Regions from separate parts of the Homo sapiens genome. Here region 1 is linked to region 2. The links are chromatin contacts, found by Hi-C in ENCODE. All regions are on one chromosome and are shown on one strand. The core of a region is the stretch at or near the end of the contact, and the rest is flanking DNA. Distances in the headings are between cores, read along the strand shown.

Region 1 (6,256 bases), core at 2,328-4,827, 950 kb after region 2:
TTAGAGTTGAGGAAGAGATTTAGAGAGATATTTATGTATAAGAATAAGTGAGACTGTAGCCGGGAAATATTTCGAAAAAAATTAAGACTGATTTTGGAGGGAGAGCACAGAATAATTTTTTTAAATGGCAGAACGTTTATAATTAAAATATTCTAGTGTTGATATGGGCCCAGTACAAAAGAATCATAGTATACAATAAAGTTCAGAAAAAGTATGTGTGTGTGTGTGTGTGTGTGTGTGTGTGTGTGTCGGTATTATTTCAGTATTTGATTCGAGTGTCCTTTCAAATTACTTCGGACAAATATATTATTTATGTTAATGATGTTAAAGTTTGACTACCTGGTTTAGAAAAATAATATCAAAATGGCCAAAAAATATTGGTGAATGTTTCTTTAATCCCTGAGGAGAGAATTCTTTAACAAAACCGTAAAGTTGAAAACCATAAAGGAAAAGACTGATGGATTAAACATCCACGATGGTGACATCTAAGTGTCCAACTACTGCCAACCTCCTCTTTCCATAGGATAGAGTTATTACTGGGAAACAGCTGTCCAACCAGCTACCTTTTAAAAATCTTGCATCTACATGAGGCCACATGAGTATTGCCAGGGCCATGGTGATTATGAAGTGTTTGCCGACCGGATGATAGATATCAGGCCCTGGTGATGTTACAACATGAAAAGACCTAGGTTATAAATCACAGCATGCAAGAAAGCTGCCCACTGACCAGGAAATTGTGACATAGCCACACAATGGAATCCAATTCATCAACAGAATAGCATGAATATTTACCGTGTGGTTATTTGTATTGCTAGGTCATTATACATATGCATCAGTGCAAAAAACAAATTGATATATATCTATAGCCAAACAATAATGAGCCTTTTATATAGAAACTCCTAGGCTAGAAGGAAAGATTAAGACAGAACCCAAAGTACTGCCCACATCTATTTACTGCAAATGATTTTATTCCAAAACACACTCTTACTGTCGTATAAGCAAAGGCCAATTGGTTAGACCCTGATAAGGGGACCAAAGTGAAGGTCTGTGTTCCCTTTGTGACCCAGTTAGCTTTGATCTCATTCACACATCTGGCAAATGGAGATGCTAAACCTGTAGGGTTTATGTGAGGACCAGAAATAACGTTTATGAAATAACTGACACATAATAGACAGTATATAAAGACAGATAAAATTATTGTCATTATTATTAGCAGTGGTGTTATGACAACACTTTCTTGCTAGTGGCTTTAAAAATACTTTTTGATAGAGAGGGTGTATGCACAAGTCATCCTTTCTCAGGACATGAGGCTTAAGTTGGGTATGGAAAAAGAAAGAATACTAATAAAATGGGTTACAGTGACTTTTGGTTGAGCCTTATTTATTTTCTTAGATCTGTTTGAACAGACAGTTGTCATGTGGTTCACTCTGCTTTATGACGGAGGAAGAAGCAGCCATCTTCTTTCAAAGGTGCTGCTATGTTTCAGAGTGGTTTGACTCACACCTATAGCTCAGAAAAGAAGGAAATGATTGTAGTGAGAGGGATTGGAAATGGATGCTAACAAGCAAAGGACTAAAGTCAGGGTCAAAGTCACTTCTTGCTATAAAATTATCTCAGTGTTATTCTCTTTAACAAATGGTTTTATTTTCACTCCCCTCAAACAGCTATGATCATTATTCTGGCAACACTCGGTTCCATTTCAACATTAGTGGACATACCAGGTTGTGGCCATCTTTGGAATAACCCTGCACGCATGAACTCCTCTTTTGTTATTCCTTGTCTTTGTGACTATGCTAGCCATTCACCTACTCCTCACAACAGAAAATATGGGAGTCAACCTTGCTTCGTTTTATTTCAACACACACACACATACACACACACACACACACACGCAGTAAATCACCTAAGTTCATCATCCCACAGTCTCCCCATGCCTACTGCCAGTCTCCAACTCTAGGCCACTCTCATCTCTGTCCTTGATAACTCTTCTTCCTCCCAGGCTGTCCTCACTCAAGTCCATCCTCCATAATGCAGCCAAAGTATTCTTTTGAAAATGCAACTCTGATCAAGTCATTTCCCTGTCTAAACTATGAACTGGTTTTCCGTGTCCGGCGTTGAAAAATCTCACCATACTCAAAATCTTGCTGGCTTTCCTCTCTGACTCACCCTTCACCTTCCTCCCTTACACTGGGCCCCACCCTTATTTAAGTATTTCCTGTCACTTGAAGATGTTGGCTCCCCTTCGCCTCTGGGCCTTTCCACATGCTATTACCCCTACCTGGAACACACTATTGTGACAGCTACAGATTGGCACTTGGGTCACAGACCTCAATACAGATGTGTTTTAGGTTATTTTAGCTGTAACGCCAAGAAATACCAAGAAACACACGTTTAGGCTTAACCCAAATAAATATGAATACTTTCTTTTTCTTTCTTTCTTTTTTTTTTTTTAATGAGACAGAGTCTCGCTCTGTCGCCCAGGCTGGAGTGCAGTGGTCTGATCTCAGTTCACTGCAAGCTCCGCCTCCCGGGTTGACGCCATTCTCCTGCCTCAGCCTCCTGAGTAGCTGGGACTACAGGCGCCCGCCACCACGCCCGGCTATTTTTTTGTATTTTTAGTAGAGACGGGGTTTCGCTGTGTTAGCCAGGGTGGTCTCGATCTCCTGACCTCGTGATCCGCCCACCTCGGCCTCCCAAAGTGCTGGGATTACAGGCTTGAGCCACCGAGCCAGCCAATATGCTTATTTTCTTGACAGCTTCCTCACCCCTTAAGGAGGCATTCACTGGAGTCAGAAGGCGTGGCCGAAAGAAGAAACTCTGCGCTTCCCTTCCTGCCCCCATCAGGCGTAGCTGTCATTCCTATTGGTCCCCACCAAGGTGTGCCCAGCTGGCTTACATGTCTCATTCAGCCTCATTCATTAATCATACGCATCCAAAATTCAAACCAACACTTACAGTATTACACCAAACACTTGTTTTTTTAGTTCCATAAATTTGTGCTATTGCAGCCAATCATCCCACAACCATATAAAAGGAGTCTTAGCACGTGGTTAATAAGAGTTAAGGAAGCCAGGTTCCAGAAGGAATTTCTCAGGATTCCCTCTGATTCAGCATTCTTCATTCCTCCATTCTTGACCTGGCTATGCCTTACACACCCCTGGGCTCTTAGTTTTAAAGCTCTTTTCTGCTCCCCACTGTGGTCGTGTTAGGTTCCCCTACCAAGAGTTGCAAAATCCCTTGTTTCCCAGTAATGTTCTCTGCTAATACTCTGTTTCTTGACTGTGCTCTGAGCTTCCGAAAGGCAAAGAGTGTATTTGTCAAGGTCCCCATTGTATCTACAGAGCCTGGCATGTGGTGACTGCACAATAAATATTGCTGAACAAATAAATAAAATAAATCGTGGCAAGAATAGAGATTGCATTAAAAGTTTATCTCCCCTTTTCCCCTTTATCCCCAGGAGACCCCATCCTCCAGAATTCAAAGAAGAAAGTTGAACCCTTCTCACATTAAGCCTATCTGAAAAGCTGCTTTTAGAAACTCCAGTGCACACTCACACACCATTATATGTTATTTCAGGCTGGTGTAATAATAAAACTGTCAATCCTATGAATAAGAACTGTTTCTTTACTTGGATTCTTGCTCATGTTCGTGTATATTTATGTATTACTAGAAAAGCAGCATTCTTAAGATTCTTAGATTGTTTTGATAAGATATGACTCTACTTTTCCCAGCCTTTCTTATTATAAGAATCTTTAACAAGCTCTTTAAACAGTTCACACATGCTACCTTACATTTTTATGTGATGTAACGTATAGTGAAAATTTTTTAAAAAGATTTTCTTAATATAATGTTTAAATAATAAAATTATTTCTTGTCTAATGATATTTGTGCAAGTAGACTAGTTTTTTTATGCATAGAAGACACACCATTTCTTTAGTTTCGTTGAGGAATAATTATCAATCATTATTATTTATAAGACAAGGCTGTTCTTTTTTAAAAAAAATCTTTAATTTAAAATACCTCTGTATTTAAGAGTGTTAACTACAAGAGCCTTTTCTATTGTCGTTCTTAGAAAAAAAAAGGTTCTGATGTTTGCTAGTCTAATAATTTATTTAATGCCTAAATTCATGTGACCTGAAAAAAAAAGTTTAAAACATTAAGTGAAGATGTGTGGTTCTATGGAGGGCAAAAGTCTTGTGTATAAGACCACAGGTAGCAGCCAGCTCCCTCAGTGGCCATCTCTATCAGCCTTGAGACCACCTCTCCTTACTGATCTTAGCTAGAAAACAGGCAAAAGGTAGCAGCTTCTAGTGACCATTCCAGGCTGCTTACAAACAGGGTGATTCTGGGGGAAAGCAGAACTGGGTGCTTTCCATCTCCATTGAAAAATGAAAAAAACAGAAAAAAATGGACAAAATGAAGAAAGAATATAGAGAATTTCAAACAACTGGCTTAGTCTTGGGCCTTCTTTCCCTGCCCACCCCACACCACCATCTTTTGCATGCCCTTCTCACCCTGCCCTGTTGTCAACCTTGAGCTGTCTTGGAAGCAAAGTCCAAGGGGACAATGGAGCATGCAGGCAAGTTCCATATCACCCCATTTGCCTAGAGCATTTGGTTGCCCCATGAACACAGAATTCCAGTGGACCCACAATGTGTGGGAGTTCAGTGAGGCTCATGGCGAGTACAAGGGAAATGTGTCATGTTTATGACTAAGTGGTCATGCTTCCTGTTCAAACAAGAAAGAAGGCAACAGCATTCTAAGAAACACAAACAACCAAGGGATCTTAAAGTATCCTTTCTCACTCCTGTCACTTCCTTGTAATAACCAACCAATTACATGGAAAACGATGACATTGAAGGAAAGGGAAAAATAGGGAAACCTACAGATCTTTTTTCTTTCTGTTTTTAGAAAGCACATCAACAAGCCAAATGTAGAAAGCATCGGTAAAATGTGCAAATATAAAGAAATAAAAAAGAGTTGAGTTAGTGTTGTGTGGCGTTCACACTGTTCTGGTGAGAATGAAATACATATGCGCATACAAGGTACAGAACGTGAATTTATGAATTGTGTAATTTTGGTGATTCGGCAGAAGAGTTACATGTTCTTATATTTGCCTCTAAAACTTGCACTGAACAATGGTACAATTCATGCTCATAATTAAAACTTTTAATTTTTCTTTACTTTAGAACTACATTAAATAGCAAATAAATAACAACATGGCAAGTCAAGAGAGATCATGGAAAAAAGGAAAAGGCTTCATATTTAGTATCTTTAATGGCATATTTTCTGTTTTTGTTTTTGTTTTTTCTTTTTTTGAGCAAGAGTCCTGCATTTTCATTTTGCCTTGAGTCCTGCAATCATGTAGCTGGCCCTGCTTCCAAGAAAAGAGGAAGGAAGAGCCAGTGCTTCACTATGGTAGGCCCTGAAGTGGGATCCAGCTCTCTGGCTTTGCTATGGCTTCAGCCTTCCTGATGTGACTTCCCTTTCCTGTCTCCTTCCCTTGTGACTGTGACTTCTCAGCAGCTCCTGAGCTCTCTGCCTCTTGGCTCGAAGGGACCATACTTACACTGATGCTAGAGCACACCCTTTATTCCTGGGTCCAGTTGTTGACGTAGCAACTTCAAATGGACACAGAGATCTCTGGACATTTTCTGTTTATGTATTTATTTATTCACTAAGCATATATTAAGAACTTGTAATATGCCTAGCACTGTCCTATGCCAACTGCTATGAATTGAATTATGTCCCTTCAAAACTCACATATTGAAGCCCTAACCCCAGGACAATGGTATTTGGAGATGGGGCCTTTGGTAAGTTATCAGGTTTAAGTGACATCATGAGGGCAGGGTCCTCGGTAAAATTAGTACTGTTGTAGGTACTGGGGGTAGAACACTACATTATCATTCCAAAAGAGGTCCCTACCTTCTGAAACTAGATTATCCAAATCTTGGGAACTATAATACAGATTTCCATGAAAAACAAGGATTATGTTTCCAGAGAGCTCTTGACAGCTGAGCCAAAAGGAAGAAAGCAGAGAGAACTGTGGGCAGTTCTCTTATAAGACAGGGCTGTTCTGAAATAATTTCTGATTTCATTTTTTAAAAATGCTTAAAAGTACATACTAATTTGTGTAGTGGAAGGTTTATTATTCCCATGGCAGTGAAGATCAAGAGCTACCTCTGTGTTATAATTTAAAATATATTGCTTTGGAGTGTTTTCTGTAGATGCCTGGAATATTTTTATCCCTCTTGCC
Region 2 (6,990 bases), core at 1,964-4,463:
TAATACACAATAACTTGATAAATGTTGTCATTGTTATTCTAGATACGGGAATTTCCAGTATCTTGTTTAGAAGGGATGAGATTCATTAGAGAGATGAGAATGAGAAGAGAGAGGACCAAATATGGACTGTTGGGGAATGCCAACAGTTGAACCTCAGAAACTCAGTTGCCAGGAGTCCTCTACCCTCAATAGGTTATTTCAGACATCACTGGAGGGAGCAGAGGTTTATCTCTGTCCTATAGCCGGTTGTAACAAGTGTTGTTTTTATTCCCAGACTTATATATTCACATTCACTCATTTATTAAACATGCTTTTGCTAAGTTACTGGTAGACGTAATTCTAGGTGCTAAAGATATTGCAGAGAACAGTCACCTTGGTCACAGGCCTCAGGGTACTAACATTCTAGAGGAGAGAGATATCCATCAAAAATATAAAAGTATCCACTAGTGATAAGTACTTTAGAGAGAATGAAAATATCATAAAATGCTAGAGAATTCCTAGGAGTCTATGTTAGATTGGGTGGTAGAGAAAGCTTCTCTGAGGAGGATGTAGTAGCAAGCCATGTGAAGATTGGAGAGAAATACATCCTAGGTTGTGCAAAGGCCCCACCTTGGGAATAAGCTGTGGAGAACACTAAAAACAATATCAGGGCCCAAGATAGGGCATTGGGAAAACAGACGAGCTGAGGCCAAAGAGTAGGTAGTAACCAAGCCATGTGGGGCCCTCTAAGCCAGGATAAAGAGTGGAGGTTTATTTTAAGTGACTTGGAAAGCCCTTAAAAAGCTTTAGGCAGGAAAGTAGTGTACTGATTTACCTTTTCAAAAGGTCACTGTATGGTTGAGCGTGGTGGCTTATGCCTGTAATCCTATTACTTTGGGAAGCTGAGGTGGGAGGATTGCTTGAGCCCAGGAGTTGAAGACTAGTCTGGACAACAAAGCAACACCACATCTCTACAAACAATTTTAAAAATTAGCTGGATGTGGTGGTGCATGCCTGTGGTCACAGTTACTTGGGAGGCTGAGGCAGGTGGATTGCTTCAACCCAGGAGTTTGAGGCTTCAGTGAGCTAAGATCACACCACTACCCTCCAGCCTGGGTAATAGAACAAGATCCTGTCTCAATCAATCAATCAGTCAATCACTGTGATCACAAGAGTCAAAAATGAGGTAGGGAGAGCAGAAACAGGTGGCTAATGGAATAGTCTAGATGAGAGATACTTTATTTTGTTCTCTTTTTTCCTTTTATTATCAAGTGAAAGCCTCATCCTGAGTCTCTTGGTTGCTTGGAAGCCTCAAAGCTGTCCTTGAACAGATCCCTGTCGGGAGAGTTGTTTTGATAATTGAGGTTCTCCAGGCCTAGAGCAGTGATGACCTACTGAAGGTCGTTAACCTGACTCTTAACCCAGGGCAACAGGGGTTAATGAGTGGGGTTCTAAGAGTATGAGCATGTATTCAATTACTTTCTTCTGAGGAGAGTTCATAGCTTCTTACCAGTTTGTCAAAGGGACCTGTGACCTCCAAAAGTATAACCATTAACAAGACAGTGTGTTGAGCACTGATGGGAGAGAGGGAAAACACAAAGTCAGACATAATTAAGAAGAAAAATGGGGTAGGCAGGCCAGATCATATGGCACTCAGGGAAAATATTAAGAGATAATAAATCTTTTCCCCTTAGCTTCCTCCCTGTACGTTTTTACCAACGTCTAGAAATTCACGTTTTGCTTTCAGTGTCCATAAATGCCACAAGATGGCGAGGTTGCTCCTTAAAATGAATGTGAATTACCAAGTGGAAGAGAGGGAGAAAGAGAAAGAAAATGTGTGTTGGGTATTCCTCTCTGATTTTCCATAACTTCCCTGATTTTTCTTAGCTCTTTACTTGAATATAAAGTAGAATCGATATGCATACATTTTTCCTCTTTAATTTAGATTTTAATCATAGTTGTTTTTGGAATTGTAAAGCTAAAAATAAAATTTAAAGGAACTATCTGGATCCCAGGCTTAACATTTTTTCTACCTCTTCATTAAATTATTAATGAATAATTTCATTCTGCACATCACCAACAGAGTAATCTTAGTAAAATACCATTTTGATGTTCATTCTCTGCTTTAAAATTTTATTTATTTATTCTCATAAAATTTATTCATAGTACTGGTAGTCAGTATTTAAATAGTTACAAGTATAAGGTGAAAATGTGGAATAATTTTTGACTCCTATTATGGAATATATATGTTTATTATTATTATTATTATTATTTTTGAGATGGAGTCTTGCCCTGTCGCCCAGGCTGGAGTGCAATGGCACGATCTCAGCTCACTGCAAGCTCTGCCTCCCGGGTTCAAGCAATTCTCCTGCCTCAGCCTCCCAAGTAGCTGGGATTACAGGCATGCGCCACCATGCCTGGCTAATTTTTTGTATCTTTAGTAGAGACAGGGTTACACCATGTTGGACAGGCTTGTCTTGAGCTCCTGACCTAGTGATCCACCCACCCCGGCCTCCCAAAGTGCTGGGATTACAGGCGAGAGCCACGTTTATTATTATTATTGTCAGCTTCTTCGCTATTATGAACAAGTGCAAGATTCCACGTACAAAATATCTTAATTTTTATGGTTTATTAAACAACATAATTTAAATGCTTAGATGTCTATTGTCATCATTTGACATACCTCAGGGTAGTTTTCTTTTTGTTATTCTCAACATTTTGTAGAAAAGGTAAGCTAATATATTATTTATACATTGATTAATGCATCTTTAGTAATTATGTATATTTAGCTCTTGATATAAAATTCATTTTGCTTGTGTTATCTAATCAAATTAAATCCTCATAAGAAATCTATGAGATAAATGTGAATATTGCCATTTTACAGATGAAGACATTGAGGCTTAGGAAGATTGAATGAATTGTCAAAGATTTAATAGTTGGCAGAACTATAATTTGAATCCAGATTTTTTTTAATCCTAAAACTCCCCTTTTTCCCTATACTTTACTGCTTCCAATGAGAGCAACTATTCCTTTTCTCTTTAATAGAAATACTTAGAAGTTGTAATTTAAAGTAATTAGGATATTTGTGTCTCTCCCTTGTTCTAAGCTGAACAAAAAGAGAATTTTTCCTGCAGGCCTTTATTTAGAAGAGTCCTTTTAGAGTTGCACTGATGGTGAGGGACCTGGGTTTGTCCCATTTGAGGGATTTGGGCTCCTGGCCAGAAGCACCTGATTTTCCGAACCTAGAGTTAACTGAAACTTAATTTCTTTTGTTGACTTCCTGCTGAGATAACAGGTGGTTCACAGTGCACAGGCCTTCCTGCCGATGGTGGCAGCTTCTTTCTGTTCCTGGAGACTTGTTTTGTGCTGGGGACTACCAGTGGTTTGAAAACCATTGCTTTGAAGGCTGGAATCCCGGGCCAGGGTGCCCTCTACAGCAGCACACTACCTGCCCTGGAACTCATTCTCTAAAACTTGGCGTTATTTCTGCACAGAGAATGTTGGCTTATAGTTTATTTCTCTTTATTTGCTTCATATCCCATTTTTGTTCTTCTAAAGACTGAGAAAGTAATAGTTAAGAATTTATACATTTTGTTATTGATATTGGGAGATAAAACTGTAATTTACCTGAATCAAGACGTTTGGGTTTTTCAGTATGGTTTTATGTGGCCGGGCGTGGTAGCTCATGCCCAATCTCAGCACTTCGGGAGACTGAGGCTGGTGGATCACTTGAGCTCAGAAGTTCAAAACCAGCCTGGGCAACATAGTGAAATCCCATCCCTACCCAAAATGCAAAAATTAGCTGGGTGTAGTGGTGTGTGCCTGTAGTCCCAGCTACTGGGGAGGCTGAGGGGGGAGAATTGCTGGAACACAGTCAGTCGAGGTTGCGGTGAGCCCCGACGGTGCCACTGCGCTCCGGTCTGGGTGACAGAGTGAGACCCAGTTTCAAAAAAAAGAAAAAAGAAAAAAAAAAGAAAAAGATAATGGTTTTATTTTTTCTTCATGTAACAGTTCTAATTGAAAGATAGGCATAGTGGAAATAAAATTGACCATGAATAATTATTGAAGTTGACCGATGGGTTTATTATATATTCTATCTATTTTTATTTGAAATTTTCCAAGATAAAACATAAGCAGAGACATGTTTTAACACCTTTTTTTAATCATCAATAATTATAATCTTGAATTATTTTAATTCCTTCATATTAAGTGATAATTTTATCTGTGGAGTTTGTTTTACATACTCTTATTTGTGACAAAGATCATTTCTGGTGGCGAATGCATCTGGGTAGATTAATTGGTGATTATCACTCACTTTTGTGGTTTTATTTATTTACTTTTTATAGATTGTTTTTGAAAAAAATTTTTGTTATTTTTATTTTTTGAGACAGACTCTCACTCTATTGCCCAGGCTGGAGTGCAGTGGCATGAACTTGGCTCACTGCAACCTCCACCTCCTGGGTTCAAGCGATTCTCCTGTCTTAGCCTCCCAAGTAGCTGGACTACGGGCATGCACCACCACGCCTGGCTAATTTTTGTAATTTCAGTAGAGACGGGGTTTCACCATGTTGGCCAGGCTGGTTTCAAACTCCTGACCTCAAGTGATCTGCCTGCATTGATCTCTCAAAGTGCTGGGATTATAGGCGTGAGCCACCGCATCCAGCCAAAAAATTATTTTTATATAAAATATTTTTGCACTCATTCATTCCTTCAATAAATGTTATTGAACACTGTTCTAGAGGCTGGGGATACAGCAGTGAACCAAACAGAAAAACATTCTGGAGTATACACTTTAGTAGGGAGGAGACAAAATAAATCTAACAAATAATGGTATTGTGTTTCTATTGTGATAAGTGCTGTGGCAACATATATAATGAGGGTGCTCTTTTACAAAAGGTTGAGGGAGAGTCTTCCAGGTGGCTGGAGAAACAAGGCTTGCAGGCAACCCTTTCATGGCCTTCCTAAAGCAGCATATGCAGGGAATATCAGCAAGTAGCTGATGTGTATGGAAAGCTCTTCATTGGGTCACTCTGCTTGATATGAAGGATTTGGAGACAAATTTATGTAGCTTCTGATACAACCTTTATTTATTTTTATTTTTGTTATTATTTTTTGAGGCAGAGTCTTTCTCTGTTGCCCAGGCTGCAGTGCGGTGGTGCAATCTCGGCTCACTGTAACCTCTGCCTCCCGGGTTCAAGCAGTTCTCCTGCCTCAGCCTCCCCAGTAGCTGGGATTACAGGCGCCTACCACCACACCCAGCTAATTTTTGTGTTTTTAGTAGAGACGGGGTTTCACTGTGTTGGCCAGGCTGGTCTTGAACTCTTGACCGCAGGTGATCCTCCCGCCTCCCAAAGTCCTGGGATTATAGGCGTGAGCCACCACGCCTGGCCTGATACAACTTTTATGATGTAGCAATAAGCATCAGGACTGAGGGGAGTAGAAGAAAATCTTTCCTGTGTTCTGTTGATTCTTTCTGATGGCAAAAAAAAAAAAAAAAATTTGACACCTTCTCTACCTTCTCTTTGTAATCTTAAAAATCACTTAGTTGATGTTATTGTTTATTTATGTCCAAATCTTAAAATCATTTAGGTTTTCTTTGTTTACTTGAGAAAATACATAAATAGAACTCAGGGAGATATTGTTCTGCTTAACTTTGTATATTAGCTTAACTTTGTATATTACTGTGTACAAAGCAAGGGTAGCAAATACCTGTTGGAGTCAGGGAAGTACTTGAAACCCGGCTGAGGCATATGGAAGTAGAGTGGTGGACCCTGTGGCAAATCAGAGGATTTATGCCCTATGTAGAGGGGAGAGGCAATACTCGACTCTAATTGATTATTGCATGTGAGAATGTGGGCCTGGTTTTGAATTATTTCCTTTTTTTTTGTTTTAAAGGGAGTCTCCCTGCATTGTCCAGGCTGGAGTGCAGTGGTGCAATCTCAGCTCAATGCAACCTCCACCTCCTGGTTCAAGTGATTCTTGTGCCTCAGCCTTCCCAGTGGCTGGGATTATAGGCATGCACCACCACACCTGGCTAATTTTTGTATTTTTAGTAGAGATGGGGTTTCACCATGTTGGCCAGGCTTGTCTTGAACTCGTGACCTCAAGTGATCCGCCCACCTCAGCCTCCCAAAGTGCTAGGATTACAGGCGTGAGCCACCGCACCCGGCCTGAGTTTTTTTTTAAGAATAGCCAGGGTAGGCCAGGCGCGGTGGCTCATGCCTGTAATCCTAGCATTTTGGGAGGCTGAGGCAGGTGGATCACTTCACATCAGGAGTTTGAGACCAGCCTGGCCAACATGGCGAAACCTTGTCTTTACTGAAAATACAAAAATTAGCTGGGTGTGATGGTGCACGCCTGTTATCCTAGCTACTCGGGAGGCTGAGGAAGGAGAATCACTTGAACCTGGGAGGTGGAGGTTGCAGTGAGCCGAGATCGAACCACTACACTCCACCCTGCTCGACGGGAACGAGACTCCATCTCAAAAAAAAATGAGTAGCCGGGGTCGAGCACTATAATGAATTCTTACTGCCTTCTTCAAGGAATGGTATAGATCTAATAGTCTCGAAATGCTGCAGGATTTCTGGATACAAATGTTTCTAACACACTATATTGTACAGTGGTTTTAGCACACCCTGTGTGGTGCTGAATATGTTTATTTTTGTTGTTTTAGGGTATGGTCAGACAGGTCCAATTTCTCAGCGAGCTGGTTATGATGCTGTTGCCTCGGCTGTTTCTGGTCTGATGCACATCACAGGGCCTGAGGTAGGTATCCTTCCTTAGAATATTCATAATTTCTTCCCTTACATATTCCAAAAGGATTTTACTCTGCACTAACCCATAGGATTAAATGAGTTGTTAGGTTGGGGCAAAAGTAATTGCTGTTTTTGCCATTGAAATTAATAATTTTAGAAAGAAACCAGGGAAAGTGAATGCTTATGAAAGTAAAACAGGAAGTGTTCATTACAAATGTATTGAGTCTAAACATCAATTTGGCCACATGGAAAAGAG

The links. Hi-C counts contacts between places; a loop is a spot of excess contacts on that map. Pooled maps may share reads with other maps.
Region 1: a map of endothelial cell of umbilical vein shows a loop between it and region 2 (19-fold over the local background). The contact joins two enhancer-like sites. A Hi-C loop is called at or near these places in 2 of 168 maps with a recorded cell type or tissue (chondrocyte and endothelial cell of umbilical vein) and 2 of 50 pooled maps.

The regions. Positions count from the first base shown.
Region 1 is chr7:41,185,359-41,191,614 of GRCh38, forward strand. No RefSeq gene overlaps it. Among named protein-coding and RNA genes, the nearest start is that of LINC01449, 87 kb to the left of the region's middle. Within about 2 kb of position 3,578, at least 6 of the 41 ENCODE cell types and tissues checked have a DNase peak (open chromatin) inside an H3K27ac peak, as active enhancers do.
Region 2 is chr7:40,230,983-40,237,972 of GRCh38, forward strand. It overlaps SUGCT (succinyl-CoA:glutarate-CoA transferase), which reads left to right. Exons shown (of 14, transcript NM_001193313.2): 7 at 6,653-6,744. Among named protein-coding and RNA genes, the nearest start is that of SUGCT, 99 kb to the left of the region's middle. Within about 2 kb of position 3,214, at least 5 of the 41 ENCODE cell types and tissues checked have a DNase peak (open chromatin) inside an H3K27ac peak, as active enhancers do.